Linked DNA regions of Homo sapiens: regions 2, 3, 4 and 5 are each linked to region 1. Evidence: chromatin contacts called from ENCODE Hi-C or POLR2A ChIA-PET data. All regions are on one chromosome and are shown on one strand. Each heading gives the region's core, a stretch centred on a gene start or an enhancer-like site at or near the end of the contact. The rest is flanking DNA. Distances are from core to core; before and after follow the strand shown. Region 1 holds the start of NECTIN1 (nectin cell adhesion molecule 1). Region 2 overlaps THY1 (Thy-1 cell surface antigen). Region 3 overlaps LOC105378956 (a long non-coding RNA gene). Region 4 holds the start of LINC02744 (long intergenic non-protein coding RNA 2744). Region 5 overlaps TRIM29 (tripartite motif containing 29).

Region 1 (2,700 bases), core at 149-2,648:
CCGTTTCTATGTCTGTCTTCCCCCACCCTTCAACTAGATTGAGTTCCTTCAGGACAATGATGATGTCTCTGTATCCCCAAGCCAGGCACTGTGTTTTGACACAAAGAAAGCCCAGGTTACATTTGTTAAATGTAAAAGACCATACAGTGAGTGGGTGAGTGTTCATGACAATGCCAGATCTGACTACTTCCGCGAGAAACCGAGACACTCCAGGGCCGGATTCCAGACAGTGGGAATATGGCGCTGTCTTTGCCCCTTCTCCAGTGAGGAACCAGAATTTACGTGTTATCAGAAACAGCCACTTCCCCTCTGCTCCTGCCCGCCTAGAGGGCTGGGCAAAGGGTAGAGGGAGCAGTGTCCGGCCAGGGTCTGGGGAGAATTCGGCTCTCCTTAGTGGGAAACTCTGTCTGTCTTCCTCCCCCAGGGGGAGGGGATGGGGATAGGAGGACCAGAGTAAGGGGAAGAGGGAAGGCCCGGAGGGCGCAGTCGCCTTGGCAGAAATCCTACCACACCCGGATGTAGTGGGTGGTGAACGGGATGGGGCGGAGAGTCCCTGCCCTGCCAGGGACACTGACTGGACGATCCACTTTCGCGGGAATCCCACAAATCTCTCAAAACTAAGGTCCTGGAAACTGGAGGAGAGCTCGTTTTCAGGCTATGTTTGGGCAAGGGCGGGGCGCGGGGTGCTTCAATTTTTGGAAAAGGAACCCCCGAAGGGAGCAGGGATTAGAAAAGAAACTCTACCAGAAACCTCAGTGGGCCCGTCTCACCCACTCATGCCCACCACTGACTTCTCTGGCAGCTCCCCGTCGCCCCGCGCACCGCTGCCTCTCCGTGGAACGTCCAAGTGGTGCAGAGGAGAGGGATCTCCGGAGACTGGGTTCTGTTGCGAGCTATGCCACGTTCCGTCCCGGGCGGAACTCTTCTTTGGGCCTTTGTTTCCTCGTCTGTGAAATGGGGCCAGGGTGGGAGCAGAGGGCTTGCAGAAGCCCTGCCAGCTCCCACGCTGCTAGCCGGGATTCTCCATCCCGCCCTCTCCTCCACCGCCGCCCCCGGCCCGGTCCTAACTCCACCCCCACCCGCCGCGCCTCGGCGCCGCCGGCCGCTAGGGGTCACTGCCTGCCTTTGTCAGCGGAGGAGGAGGGCAGCCCGCGCTCCAGCCGGCTCCCCAGCTGGAAGGCGGCCGAGGGGTAGCTCCCGAGCGAGGGTCCTGAGCCGGACCCCGCAGCCCGCGCTCGCGATCCGCCTCTGCTTCGGTCGGGAAGGCGCGTGCGCTCGGGCTCCGACCGGGCCCCGGCGGGCGCGCATCGAGGCCAGGAGGGGGTTAACGCTAACCCCTCCCCTCTGGCTGACATCACGGGCGAGCGGGTGAGAGGCTGGAGCTCGGCGAGTGAGAGAAAGAGAGCGAGAGCAGCGAGCGCGGCTCCACATTGTTGCGGATCGCCGGCACCCGGCAGAGCGGCGGCGGCTGGGACGCGCGGCGCCTCCGACCCGTTCTCCTCGCGCCCGGCCGCGCAGCCAGAGCCACCCGGGCCGCCGACCGCCGAGCCCCGCGCCCGCCGCCTGGGCCCCGAGCCTTCTGCGCCGCCCGGGTGCGTCCCGCCACCCTCGGAGGACGGCCGGCCATGGACGCCTGCAAGTTGGAGCCGAGCGGGAGGGTGTGAGCGGGCCGGGGCCAGGAGCCCGCGCCGCGCAACCGGGCAGCCGGGCGCGCCGGGGGTGGGTCCCTCTCCCCAGCCCCGCTCTGCGTGGAAGAAGAGGGCGGGGACCGGCGCCGGGAGGAGAGCGGAGGAGGCGAAGGGGCATGACTCGTGCAACTTGCGGCGGGCATCTGCCGAGCCTCTGAGCCGGCGGCGGCCCGGGGCCCGGACTGCGGCCGCGCGGATCCCACCCAGCCCACCCCGCCCCGGCCGACGGCTGCAGCTGACCTGGATCCTTCGAGCGCCCGCCGACCGCCAGCGATCTTCCCTCATCTTCCGGGCTGGTTTCTGCTGCGCGAGGAGCGCTGCCCTCGCCGCCCCTCTCGCCGGACCCCCGGCCCCCGATGGCTCGGATGGGGCTTGCGGGCGCCGCTGGACGCTGGTGGGGACTCGCTCTCGGCTTGACCGCATTCTTCCTCCCAGGTAAGAGCGCTCACCTCTGCTGTCCCCACCCCCATCCAATGCCTCCCCGGGGCTGGGAGCCGGATGGCGGGCACGACTGGATTGTGGGGAGTGAAAGGAGCCAGAAAAGTTGGGTCACGGCTTGGGTAAAGGGGGTGGGAGGTGGCACGGCGGAGAAAGAGGTTGAGAAGCCGAACCGCCTGCCCTGCAGGGAAGCAGTCAGATGCACGTCTCTATGTAGCATGAAAGCACTTTCTCCGCTCAGTTCTTTACAAAAAATAATAATATGTAATAGCGTTCTGTTTATTTAATAACCAGCTCTCTGCTCGGGAAGCAGTTTGGAAACACTGCGTGTTACATAAATGCAAAATAATCACCGTAATCACCGTCTTGGGGTGGGAGACAACAGCCCCAGGGGGAGGGCGTCAGTCTCGGAGCTGCGGGTTTGGAGTATGGCGGGGGGGCTTCGTCTCTTTCGGCGGCCCCTTTGCCAGACGGCTCAGGACGCTCGGGCCCCCTCCCGCCCCACACCGCCCCACAGCGGGCGCGGAGAGTCGGCTGCTGCGGCAGAGGCGGCTCCTCGCTCACCTGCGGTTCC
Region 2 (2,700 bases), core at 1-2,500, 310 kb after region 1:
GTGAAGAGGGAAGCCAGGATTGGGGACCTGATGGAGAGTGAGAGCATGTGAGGGGTAGTGGGATGGTGGGGTACCAGCCACTGGAGGGGTCATCCTTGCCCATCGGGACCAGAAACCTGGGAGAGACTTGGATGAGGAGTGGTTGGGCTGTGCCTGGGCCTAGCACGGACATGGTCTGTCCTGACAGCACTCCTCGGCAGGCATGGCTGGTGCCTGAAGACCCCAGATGTGAGGGCACCACCAAGAATTTGTGGCCTACCTTGTGAGGGAGAGAACTGAGCATCTCCAGCATTCTCAGCCACAACCAAAAAAAAATAAAAAGGGCAGCCCTCCTTACCACTGTGGAAGTCCCTCAGAGGCCTTGGGGCATGACCCAGTGAAGATGCAGGTTTGACCAGGAAAGCAGCGCTAGTGGAGGGTTGGAGAAGGAGGTAAAGGATGAGGGTTCATCATCCCTCCCTGCCTAAGGAAGCTAAAAGCATGGCCCTGCTGCCCCTCCCTGCCTCCACCCACAGTGGAGAGGGCTACAAAGGAGGACAAGACCCTCTCAGGCTGTCCCAAGCTCCCAAGAGCTTCCAGAGCTCTGACCCACAGCCTCCAAGTCAGGTGGGGTGGAGTCCCAGAGCTGCACAGGGTTTGGCCCAAGTTTCTAAGGGAGGCACTTCCTCCCCTCGCCCATCAGTGCCAGCCCCTGCTGGCTGGTGCCTGAGCCCCTCAGACAGCCCCCTGCCCCGCAGGCCTGCCTTCTCAGGGACTTCTGCGGGGCCTGAGGCAAGCCATGGAGTGAGACCCAGGAGCCGGACACTTCTCAGGAAATGGCTTTTCCCAACCCCCAGCCCCCACCCGGTGGTTCTTCCTGTTCTGTGACTGTGTATAGTGCCACCACAGCTTATGGCATCTCATTGAGGACAAAGAAAACTGCACAATAAAACCAAGCCTCTGGAATCTGTCCTCGTGTCCACCTGGCCTTCGCTCCTCCAGCAGTGCCTGCCTGCCCCCGCTTCGCTGGGGTCTCCACGGGTGAGGCTGGGGAACGCCACCTCTTCCTCTTCCCTGACTTCTCCCCAACCACTTAGTAGCAACGCTACCCCAGGGGCTAATGACTGCACACTGGGCTTCTTTTCAGAATGACCCTAACGAGACACATTTGCCCAAATAAACGAACATCCCATGTCTGCTGACTCACCTGGCTGGAACAACATGCTTACTGCCAACATGTGGGCCGAACCACATGGCCCTGGCTCTGGAATGCACAAGTGGCTTTGCGTGAATCTGCGCTAAGCTATGCAGTCTGCTTTTTCTTCTCAGCTCTGGTAGTTCTTCAGAAATGTACCCTCCAGGCACATCCACTATTGCGAGGGTGAGCACGAAGGGTGGGAGATGCCCATGTCCTCAAGGCATCACTTCCTAAATCCAAAAGCATCGGCAGGAGAAAGGACTGGGGACAAATACTGTCCCTTCGGGAGTAGGGAGGGAACACTGAGGCCCATCCCTGGCTCCTTCCCTAAAAGTAGAGTAAAATGGAAGCGAGCATCCTGGGATTGGGGGCAAGAGGGGGACCGCAGGGTAGCTGTGGGTTCCAACTGCTGTCAGAGTCAGAGAGGCAGCCCCAAGCCAGCCTCCCTGCTTTGCCAGGGAATTTGGGGGAGGAAGGTGACAGCTGCCCAGAGGCTGACTCATCTGATATTTAGCACTGGGTAGGATGATTGTTTCTGAGCATTTTTCTTAAAGGCCTCAGATCTAAATTATGCCACCGGCTCCCACTCTTGCTACCTCCCGTCAACTTCTCTGCCTTGCCTTCCACCCCTGTAGTTACCATACACAGAGGAGGAGGAGCTGTCCTTGTCCCAGGTTGGGAGGCTGACAACCCCTTAGCAAGATGCTGCCAGCCCAGAGCTCTCCAAGGGGAGGAACACCCCTGAGACTCAGGCCCCTCTCCTTCAGCCCTGCTTGGGCTGCAAGCGCCGTGCCAAGGAAAGGCATCTTGGTGAGAAGAGCTGCTGTGGGGGAAGGGAGATCAAATGCCAGAGAAATGTGGGGTGCCCCACCCTCAGGATAGTAAAAGAGTATGGAGGTATTTCTGGAAGGAAATGAGCGGCACTGTGTGAAGCCTCGCACCTGTGTGACACTTCCTATGGGGTCTTTGTCACACTCTAGTACTATGTCCCTGAAGAGTTTAGCAGCCACACTCTTAGAAGGGTGCTGGGAGATGGTGTTGCCCTCTGCAGCCATGTTTAGGGGAGCGGAACCTGAGGCCCACAGTGGGTGAGATTAGCTCAAGAAGCCACAGAGGCCACCAGAGGGCCACGGACTTCGGAAAGGAGAAGAGAAGAACAGGGCATCAGGCCTCACAACGCAAACCTACCCAGAGATGGGCACAGTGGCTCATGCCTGTAATCCCACCACTTTGGGAAGAGGCGGATCGCTTGAGGTCAGGAGTTCGAGACTAGCCTCGAAACCCTATCTCTACTAAAAATACAAAAATTAGCCAGGCATGGTGGCCTGCGCCTGTAATCCCAGCTACTCAGGAGGCTGAGGCAGGAGAATCACTTGAACCCGGGAGGCGGAGGTTGCAGTGAGCCAAGATTGCACCACTGCACTCCAGCCTGGGAGATAGAGTGAGACTCCATCTCAAAAAAATAAAAAATAAAATAAACCTACCCGGAATGACCATGCTGAGGACTGGGAGCCCGCAGACTT
Region 3 (2,700 bases), core at 171-2,670, 360 kb before region 1:
ACCTGTGAAAGCTGCCTGGCAAGATGGAGTATGGATGCCTGTGCCATGATACCGGGTGACGAGAGGCACAGGGTGTTCCCAGCACAGGGGCCTATCATGGAGACAAATGACTGATGGAAACCTGCATTGATTGGGGCAGGGAAGTGTCTGTCCACCTGTCCCTGCCAACAGCAGAGAGCAAGGACTCACCCAATCCTTGTTCTCTGGGAGGGCCACACCCCATTACCCATCCTTGGATACTGTCTGTGTTGGGGCTTCACTTCAGAGGTGGATATGAAGCTGCTTGGTTTCATCTCGCAGTTGAGGTGAGGCTGATTCATTCATTCGATAGTTATTTACTGAGAGTCTATTCTGTGCCTGTCTATTGGCACTGTTTTCAATCTGGGAATCCAAGAACAAACAATATAGACAAGGTCACTTCTGTCATGGAACTTACATTCTAGTTGGGGAGACAACAGCACACATGTGAACACATGTAAAGAGGAGGAAAATGGCCCAGGTCTGGGCCTTGGATCAATCACTGACTAGCTGTATGACCTTGGGCAAGTTATTTAACTGCTCTCAACCTCAGTTTTCTCATATTTAAAGTCGGGAGGATAATAACAACATTGATGTCATAGGGTTGTTGTGAGAATTATTTGAAAGTATATGAAGGACACAGTAGAGTGCTTGGCTCACAGCAGATATTCCCATGTGCACATGTACCCATTGTTGTTATTGCTGTTGTTATAGTTAACATCACTTACCTAGAAATAGAATCAGAAGAGACCAAAATGCCATATTCTTTCTTTCAGTGAAGTGACACCCAGGAAGGGGTGAGCCACAAGCCATGTCTGTACAGCATCACAAGCTTTTAGTTGGTAAAACATCAATTCAGCCAACTCCTTGTGTGTTTGGTCAACAAAGGCTTTAACAACTGACTTGTTGTTGTTGTTTTTTTTTTTCATTGGTGAGATCAGGTGGTTGTTTGAATTGGATGAACCAACTGATTGTTCTAATTGAATGAATCAATTCATTGTTCTAATGTCATGGTGACCCAAACTAAGATTGGTTACAATTTTATCTAAGGCCCTGGGTGCTTTCTCTTTCACAACGAGCCTTTTGGCCTGGTTCTGTCTTAGTTTTATAGCTGTTAAAAATACGTGATTGAGTGTGAGGATGCACGTGTGTACATGTGTGCACATACACACATATATACACAGAAGACATGCCAACCCATCACTATCCCTGCTGAGTTGAGACCAAGAGAATGCGAACTTTATATTTTGCCAAAAGCTTTTACCTCTTCTCAGCCAGTTTTTTTTTTTTTTCCAGAGCAGAAGCCAAAGAGCCAAATGGCATAGTCTGAATGTGGTCACTTTCCTGCCAGCCACTGGGCCAGACTCTGGCTGTTGGCACAGGGTTCTGCTGCCTGTTGTGAGCTAGCATCAGCTCTGCCTGGCATGGAAAAGGGAGAGTTGGCATTGTCAGCCTGTAGGTGCTTGTGGGGAGAGGTAGAGGATGTTGGTTACTGGCAGGCAAACCTGTTGCCACTAAAACTTGGCACGTCTGGGCGGCTTCAGCAGTCCAGAGAGAGAATTAGCAGGGAGGAAGAGCTCCACAGAAGTGCCCGTCTGGCTCCTTGGTACTGTCCACGGAAAGAGATTTCTTCCTTGGTAGAGAACTTGGTACCTTGCAGAGGCAAATATATTCATAGTAGGGTAAGTCTATAAGTCTAACCATAATCCTAGGATGACTCTGACCCCATCATCTAGGAGAGGTCTCCTAGGGTTCTTTTTGTCCTATGTGTGGGGAATACACACATAAACACACACACACACACACACACACACACACACACACACACATTTTAGATGGAATTTTGCTCTTGTTGCCCAGGCTGGAGTGCAGTGGTGCCATCTCAGCTCGCTGCAACCTCTGCTTCCTGAGTTCAAGCGATTCTCCTGTCCCAACCTCCCAAGTAGCTGGGATTACAGGTGCACGCCACCATGCCCAGCTAATTTTTATATTTTTTATTAGAGACGGGGTTTCACCATGTTGCCAGGCTGGTCTCAAACTCCTGATCTCAAAGTGATCCGCCCACCTTGGCTTCCTAAAGTGCTGGGATTACAGGCATGAGCCACCGTGCCCGGCCCCAGGACTTATATTTTCTAAGTGTTTCCTGTAGAAGAAATAAATGCTGCTTCTGAGCTCTTGGAAATTGGTGAGCTAGTAGTGTCTTGAAAATTTCTCCTGTCTGCTCTGGGAGCATCATCTCCCACTGTCACCCCAAGCCCTTGATGGAGTCCATAAGGGCTCTGCTTCCCTGGGCCAGGAGACAGGCTGCATACCCAAGCACCTTTCCTTCCACATGCAGACAGCCCGAGAGCTCTGCCTGAGGAGCCAGGAGACCAGGATCCCAGGGTCAACACTGCCTTTTACAAGCTGTGGGACAGAGACAAGTTGCTTAACTTCCCCAGGCCTCAGTTCCCAGCTGCCCTACCTAAAGTGGTGAGGAGTAAATGAAATACTACAGGTGGAAGCAAACTGTAAATCGATGAACTTCAAACACATGCAAGGGGTTACATTATGCTCTCCACACAACCCTCCCGCCAGATGAGCTCCCTGGGATGACTTTCTCATCCTGTCTTTTTAGAAAGCTGCTTACTTGGATAAAGCTCTCAGGAGATGCAAGATGTTCATCCCGAGGGAACCTCCACT
Region 4 (2,700 bases), core at 145-2,644, 270 kb before region 1:
AGCCAGAGAGGGGAAGAAGGGAGAGGCCACAGCAGGGTTCTGAATTGTCTTCCTACTTCTGAGAGCAGAGACTCCGACTCTGAAAGCTTTTCAACAAAGCACTAACTGTCCTCTCGGCCCGTCACCTGTGGGCATGAAGATGTCATCTCCCTGGCCAACCACCAGGTGCCATTTGCAGACACGTGTGCATGGGGGATGGAGTGGAGGGGGCAGAAGAAGCCTGCTCTGGCTTGCCTGGTAGCAAACAACAGCCCTCTTCTTTTAGCTGGGCTGACTTCTTCCAGCTTCCACCAGGAGCTGCATTAACCCCCTACTCTCTGCCTAGTTTTCCTCTCCTAAGTGGGGCATTTATCTGTTTTTTCTCCCCATGCACAGTTTTTTTCTTTTTTGAGACAAAGTCTTGCTCTGTCACCCAGGCTGCAGGGCAGTGGCATGATCTCGGCTCATATGCACATTTTTGAGCATCTACTATAAGCCAGGCAGTGTTAGGTATGGGGACCCCCATCCTCAGGTTGCTCGTGGTGAGTGTGAGAGACAGAGAAGCAAATAGGTGAAGTGGAGGCAGCAGTCCCTTGTAAAGAGGGAAGGAAGCATTAGGCGTTGGGTTGATCCAAGTTGGAGCAGGGAACCTGGCCTGGTGGCTCAGGAGTCTTCCCAGAGCAGAGGCCCAAGGACTGTAAACATCCCAGGTAGGAGTGTAGAGACAGAAGCCTTCTTTACCCTAAGAGATCGAGGTCCTAATGAGTATTCATAGGATTTCCAGGACATTCCTAGTTTATACTTGTTGTCCTGGCAACATTTTCATTCTAAAAATGTCACAGTTTGGATGTCAAATAGGCATAGATCAGAACTGTTTCTGAAAACCTATGAATACTATATTCATAGGGCACGTGTCACCCAGGGCTGGAATTCTGTTTTGTGATGCAGAGTCAGCATGCCTGGTGCATCTTTGCGAGTATACATGGTGAAGAAGTGTTGTGCAGAGTGTGCGTGTTGCTCCATCGTGTCACTAGACATATTGAAAGTGACTTGGTGATTGGACATAGTGGTCATAGACACAATAGAGAGCATTTCTGGACTGAAGTCCAGAAAGGGAAAGGAGAGGAGTAAAGAGGAAAAGAGAACAGTGGTGGGTGCCTATAAAGAGCCACACACCTTGCTGCATGCTCTATATGTGGGCTATTGTTTGTTCTCACAATGAATCTGAGTAGTAGATATAGCATGCCCATTTTCCAGGTAAGGAAACTGAGGGTTAGAGAGATTCTGTAACTTGTGCAAGGTTATAGGCTCTAAGTAGCAGATTAGTTCTGACTGGAGGCCAGCGTTTCCTCGGGCCTCTGTGACATCACAACGCAATGGGAGTATGACTTGGGCAGCTCCAGCTGGCTCCTCTGCTAGTCTTGCCGCAGTCACCAGTTTTGGAGGAATGGGAGAGGAGCTTTCCACTCCTCTGAGAGTCATGTCGAGAGTCTGTCTTAGCCCTCGACCCCTCAGTCTTTGTAGATCTCATCCCAGAACCCCGAGGGAGAGGTAGGAAGAGGGGCCTCCACTGGGGAGAAGGCCAGAGACATGCTGGGCTCTCTTTGGGGTCTGGCCCTGTCCCCGCCAGCCGTGGGCTCTTGGGCACATGGTGGGTGTGCATGAATGAGCCAAAAGATCCTGCCAGCATTGGTGTGGCTATGACTCCCACGTTTCTGTCCCCACTTTTGCCATGGGCCCATTCTGATTCTGGGGGTTAAGTGTGGGAAAACAGCATCTTCACAAACCCTGCTGCCTTCTCCTTGCAATATTGGAAAAGCAGATTCCTTGGCCATAGCTAGGGCTGAGGGTCCAGAGAGGTTAAATGGAAGCCATGGAGGCTGCCTTTGCCACCATGGGGACATCAGCTGTGAGGGTGCTGTATGACGCTCTGCTCCCTGGCCATTGCTTTGCCCTGGGCTCCAGGTCCCTAGAAGGGACAAAGGTTGGGGATTGGTTAGAAATCCCAAGGGAGCTCTTTCCTGGGTTTGAGTTGGGGAGGAGGCTGGGACTGCTTGTTCCAGGCTCTTGAGCAAATAGCCCTGCGAAGACTTGCCTCTGCAAAGTTCCATTGGCATGAACCCCCTTGGCTGGCATCCCTTCCCAACGTCAGAGCCCTGCCCTGGCCCTGGCTCCCAAGCTCAGAACACCTGCCTTGTCCCTGCCCCCACAGGGGGGCAGTGGTTCCTGCTGATTAGCCAGGGCTGAGCTATGGATTAGAATAGGACAAAACCATGAAGGAAGGAGATCATTTGCATATCCAGACTTGTTCAGGTGGTGGTGTCAGGGGTGTGCCAGAACACTGAGCTCTCACGTCGCCTTTCCCAGGTGTGAGAGCTGGCCTCACCTGCAAAGCACCAGGTGGGGCTCCACCTGGGTGTTCCTGGTTGGAACTGTGGCCCTGGCTTGAGGATACCTATAGACTATAAGGGTGCTAGCCCCAATCATCTGAGGGCATGAGGAGAGACAGAAGGACCCTGTTCTCCGACCTTATGCCCAATAGGGCCAAGGACACTGAGCACATTACCAGCCCCCGCTGGCTGTCTTTACATCTTACACCCCTGGCTGTGACACCAACCTCCAACCAGGGGCCTGGTGCCTGCAATCCTGGGGACTCACTGCAGAACTGGAGCATCTGTTTTTCCAAACTAGGGCCATCAAACTCCACCCTCAGAGCAATTT
Region 5 (2,700 bases), core at 47-2,546, 390 kb before region 1:
GTATGGGCCAGATTCCAAACTGGTGGCTTTGCAGACTCTAGCAGACGTGACCTAGAACTGCAGCCATGCCTGGAGGGAGGACTTGCCTGTCATCATGGCCATGCTGAGCAGTGCTGAGCCCAGAGGCTGGACTTGGCCTGTTGAGCTGGGCTGGGGACGGTGGGACACAGTGTCTCTGTGACTCACCAGCTCCCTTGAAGTCAGCTCTTCTTCTGAGTCATGCTGTCCCCTCAGAGGTCAACTGAATCATCTCACAGAAAACCTCTGAACCTGAGAAACAACATCGTCAAGTCCTTTTCCACCCAGTCCCTTTAGGGCCTGAAGCCTGGGCACTTTCCCCAAGGCCCCACCCGGTGTCCCAGGCGTTGCACGGGGCCTTGAGAGTACAGCCTTGTTAATGACTGCTAGACGTGAATACCCCAAAGGAAAGGACCCCTGATTGCTCTCCAGACACAGCATATGATTCTTTGGGGGAGGAGAAGGGGGTGAGGGGGATAAAAGTGTGCAGAAGGGTTGGGGTTCAGGAGGCCATTTGTGCACCTTGGCGATGGCAATATCACATGGTGTCCCTGTGAAATGTGGGGGACATTCAATCACACACAAGGACAGATAAGCCATTTCAGCAAGACAATCATTTGGCTTCAAACGGCACTCAGATCCCGAAATCCTCCTTCTAATGACAATAGTGATGATGCTAATGGTGATGGTGACAGCTGACAATGATTGAGTGCTCGCTCGATGCCGGGCATTTCACTGAGCTTCTCACGCACATTACCTTATTTTCCCTGTGGGGTGTACTGCATTTTACAGGCGAGAAGGCTGAGGCTCAGAGAAGCATCCTTTCAAAGGGCGCACTGCTCGGTAGGGGGTACGGCGGGGTTGAACACTCTGCTGTTCAGTCTCCCATGCCCTCTCATCTGAGAAGCTGCGGCTGGCGGTGGCTGCAGAAGTGGGGTTGAGGAGTGTGATAATCATCGTCCCTGGGGTACAAACTCGGCAGGGCAGCCCCTCCGGTGAGGTCCGGCCAGGCCTGGGGGATGGCCTAGACTGGGGTGGGGTGAGCCTTGCAGAAACTGTTCAGGCTCCTGGCCGCTCACTGTCCCATTTCTAGGTCACAATGCTGGCCACGGCCTCTGTACAGGTGTGGCCCTGCGTCCTGTACGAGGTGTGTGGCGAGGTGGCAAGCAGGAGCAGGGATGGGCACTGCTGATTCAGTAGCCCACACCTGTGCCTGGGGCCGTGGGGGCGGCTCCTCTGCCTCTGTGTTGTTTTTTCGTGTGGCTGCTGGGAGTGTGTCTGCTCTAGGAGGTGGTGGCCGGTGAGTCAGACAGTGGAGTGACCATCCACTCCTCCCCGATGCTAGCCTGCCCACCAGACCAGGGACTCGTCCACACCCTCAAAGGCCCCTGCGCTAAGAGACACCAGGCCACTTCATCCTGGACTCTGTGGGGCACAGGGCTGGGCTAACACCTAGGAGGGCATTTGTTTATTCTTTGAGTATCTGCTGTGCACCAGGACACTGATAGGCGCAGGTGATGAAGATGAAGAATGAGGGTCTCAGGCACATTTCTCCTCTTGCTCAGGAGAGAGAGAGGGAAGGACAGGGAAAGTAGAAGACGGGGAAGTCGAAAGAGAAAGGAATGGGGTGGAGGTGGCTGAGGGAAGTCAAGTGTCGAGCAGCAGATCTGTTTGAGTTAGGGGGTCTGCAGTTGAGTGGCCCCTGCCATAGCAGCTCACTCCACTGCCTGGATCCCTGGGCCATGGAGGCCAACACTGGGACCTCATCCCCTCACCTTAGGCTGCCAGCAGTGGCTGGGACTGAACCCGGAAGTAGCGAGCCAGAGCTCAATCCCCAACTCTGCCCTTATCGGCATGTGACATTGGGCAAGCTGCTTCTCTTACTTCCTGAGTCTCAATTTCCTTATCTGTCTCAGGGGGATACAACCACAATTGATGTATGGATCAAATAAGAAATGGGCATTAATAGCACCTTGTAAAGGTGAAGTGCTAGGAAGTGTTGTGCACACAATCGTATTTACAAGGGCTTAGTTCAAGAGGGTGGATGGCTCTTTGCAGACACCTTCTCCACCAAGAGCTCAGGAACCGAGTGAATGCTGGGCAGGGCGTCATATTCTCTGAGAGGTTGGGGAAACTTGGATCTGCCTGGGAGATAGGGGAAGGGCTATGGGGTGACTCATCTGAGCCCCAAAAGTCCCCAGTGGCTGGCTCCTCCTTCCCACCTGGCTCCTCTGCTGACCCGACCCTCTGCTTCCTAGGTGGTGACCATCGCTATGTGAACAACTACACGAACAGCTTCGGGGGTGAGTGGAGTGCACCGGACACCATGAAGAGATACTCCATGTACCTGACACCCAAAGGTAAGAGGGAGCCCCTCACCCCAGACCTAGTGTCTCTCCTGCTGCCCAGGGGCCCCCAAAGTCCGTGCAGTGACTCTCAGCCAGGTTCCTTCTGAGTGGGGGTGATGGCATGTCCAGTTTGCCTGGGAAAGTCCTGGCATCTACGTGTTGTCCTGATGTGATGATGAACAGGTCTGTGTTAGCTCTCAGAAGTGTCCTGGTTCGAATGAGAAGTTACCTGGTGCCAGCTCCTCAGAGGCATTCCTCCCGGGCCACACAGGCAGCACCTCTTTGCCCTCCTTGCCTTCTCACTTCCAGCCCACACCTCTGCTTCTCTTTCCTT

Evidence for each region. Hi-C counts contacts between places; a loop is a spot of excess contacts on that map. ChIA-PET counts read pairs that join two places held with the same protein, here RNA polymerase II (POLR2A). Pooled maps may share reads with other maps.
Region 2: a loop to region 1 is called in a map of chondrocyte, with 5 times the contacts of the local background. The contact joins the enhancer-like site here to the promoter of NECTIN1 in region 1. A Hi-C loop is called at or near these places in 2 of 168 maps with a recorded cell type or tissue (IMR-90 and chondrocyte).
Region 3: a map of aorta shows a loop between it and region 1 (2.0-fold over the local background). The contact joins the enhancer-like site here to the promoter of NECTIN1 in region 1. A Hi-C loop is called at or near these places in 38 of 168 maps with a recorded cell type or tissue (A673, Caco-2, HCT116 and 24 more), 27 of 37 single-sample maps with no recorded cell type and 35 of 50 pooled maps. POLR2A ChIA-PET finds 5 or more read pairs at or near these places in 7 of 52 experiments (AG04449, AG04450, MCF 10A and 4 more).
Region 4: a map of mammary epithelial cell shows a loop between it and region 1 (2.4-fold over the local background). The contact joins the promoter of LINC02744 here to the promoter of NECTIN1 in region 1. A Hi-C loop is called at or near these places in 3 of 168 maps with a recorded cell type or tissue (Caco-2, mammary epithelial cell and posterior cingulate gyrus).
Region 5: a map of sigmoid colon shows a loop between it and region 1 (3-fold over the local background). The contact joins the enhancer-like site here to the promoter of NECTIN1 in region 1. A Hi-C loop is called at or near these places in 1 of 168 maps with a recorded cell type or tissue (sigmoid colon) and 1 of 50 pooled maps. POLR2A ChIA-PET finds 5 or more read pairs at or near these places in 3 of 52 experiments (MCF 10A, WTC11 and activated CD4-positive, alpha-beta T cell).

Annotation. Positions count from the first base shown.
Region 1 is chr11:119,727,898-119,730,597 of GRCh38, reverse strand. It overlaps NECTIN1 (nectin cell adhesion molecule 1), which reads left to right and starts at 1,398. Exons shown (of 6, transcript NM_002855.5): 1 at 1,398-2,123. The coding sequence starts at 2,045. NECTIN1-DT (NECTIN1 divergent transcript) reads right to left here and starts at 1,015. Exons shown (of 4, transcript NR_120587.1): 1 at 792-1,015. RefSeq lists enhancers at 352-1,212, 1,213-2,074 and silencers at 1,013-1,422, 1,483-1,802.
Region 2 is chr11:119,416,426-119,419,125 of GRCh38, reverse strand. It overlaps THY1 (Thy-1 cell surface antigen), which reads left to right. Exons shown (of 4, transcript NM_006288.5): 4 at 1-2,700. All of the region lies in intron 2 of USP2-AS1 (USP2 antisense RNA 1), which reads right to left. Among named protein-coding and RNA genes, the nearest start is that of THY1, 5.4 kb to the left of the region's middle. Within about 2 kb of position 1,250, at least 7 of the 41 ENCODE cell types and tissues checked have a DNase peak (open chromatin) inside an H3K27ac peak, as active enhancers do; they include IMR-90, where a contact is called at or near this core.
Region 3 is chr11:120,087,936-120,090,635 of GRCh38, reverse strand. The region is part of intron 2 of LOC105378956 (a long non-coding RNA gene); the gene reads left to right. Among named protein-coding and RNA genes, the nearest start is that of TRIM29, 49 kb to the left of the region's middle. Within about 2 kb of position 1,420, at least 4 of the 41 ENCODE cell types and tissues checked have a DNase peak (open chromatin) inside an H3K27ac peak, as active enhancers do; they include ascending aorta, dorsolateral prefrontal cortex and prostate gland, where a contact is called at or near this core.
Region 4 is chr11:119,993,424-119,996,123 of GRCh38, reverse strand. It overlaps LINC02744 (long intergenic non-protein coding RNA 2744), which reads left to right and starts at 1,394. Exons shown (of 4, transcript NR_183635.1): 1 at 1,394-1,530.
Region 5 is chr11:120,122,632-120,125,331 of GRCh38, reverse strand. It overlaps TRIM29 (tripartite motif containing 29), which reads left to right. Exons shown (of 9, transcript NM_012101.4): 5 at 2,277-2,378. Among named protein-coding and RNA genes, the nearest start is that of TRIM29, 14 kb to the left of the region's middle. RefSeq lists enhancers at 97-391, 1-728, 1,150-1,657. Within about 2 kb of position 1,296, at least 3 of the 41 ENCODE cell types and tissues checked have a DNase peak (open chromatin) inside an H3K27ac peak, as active enhancers do.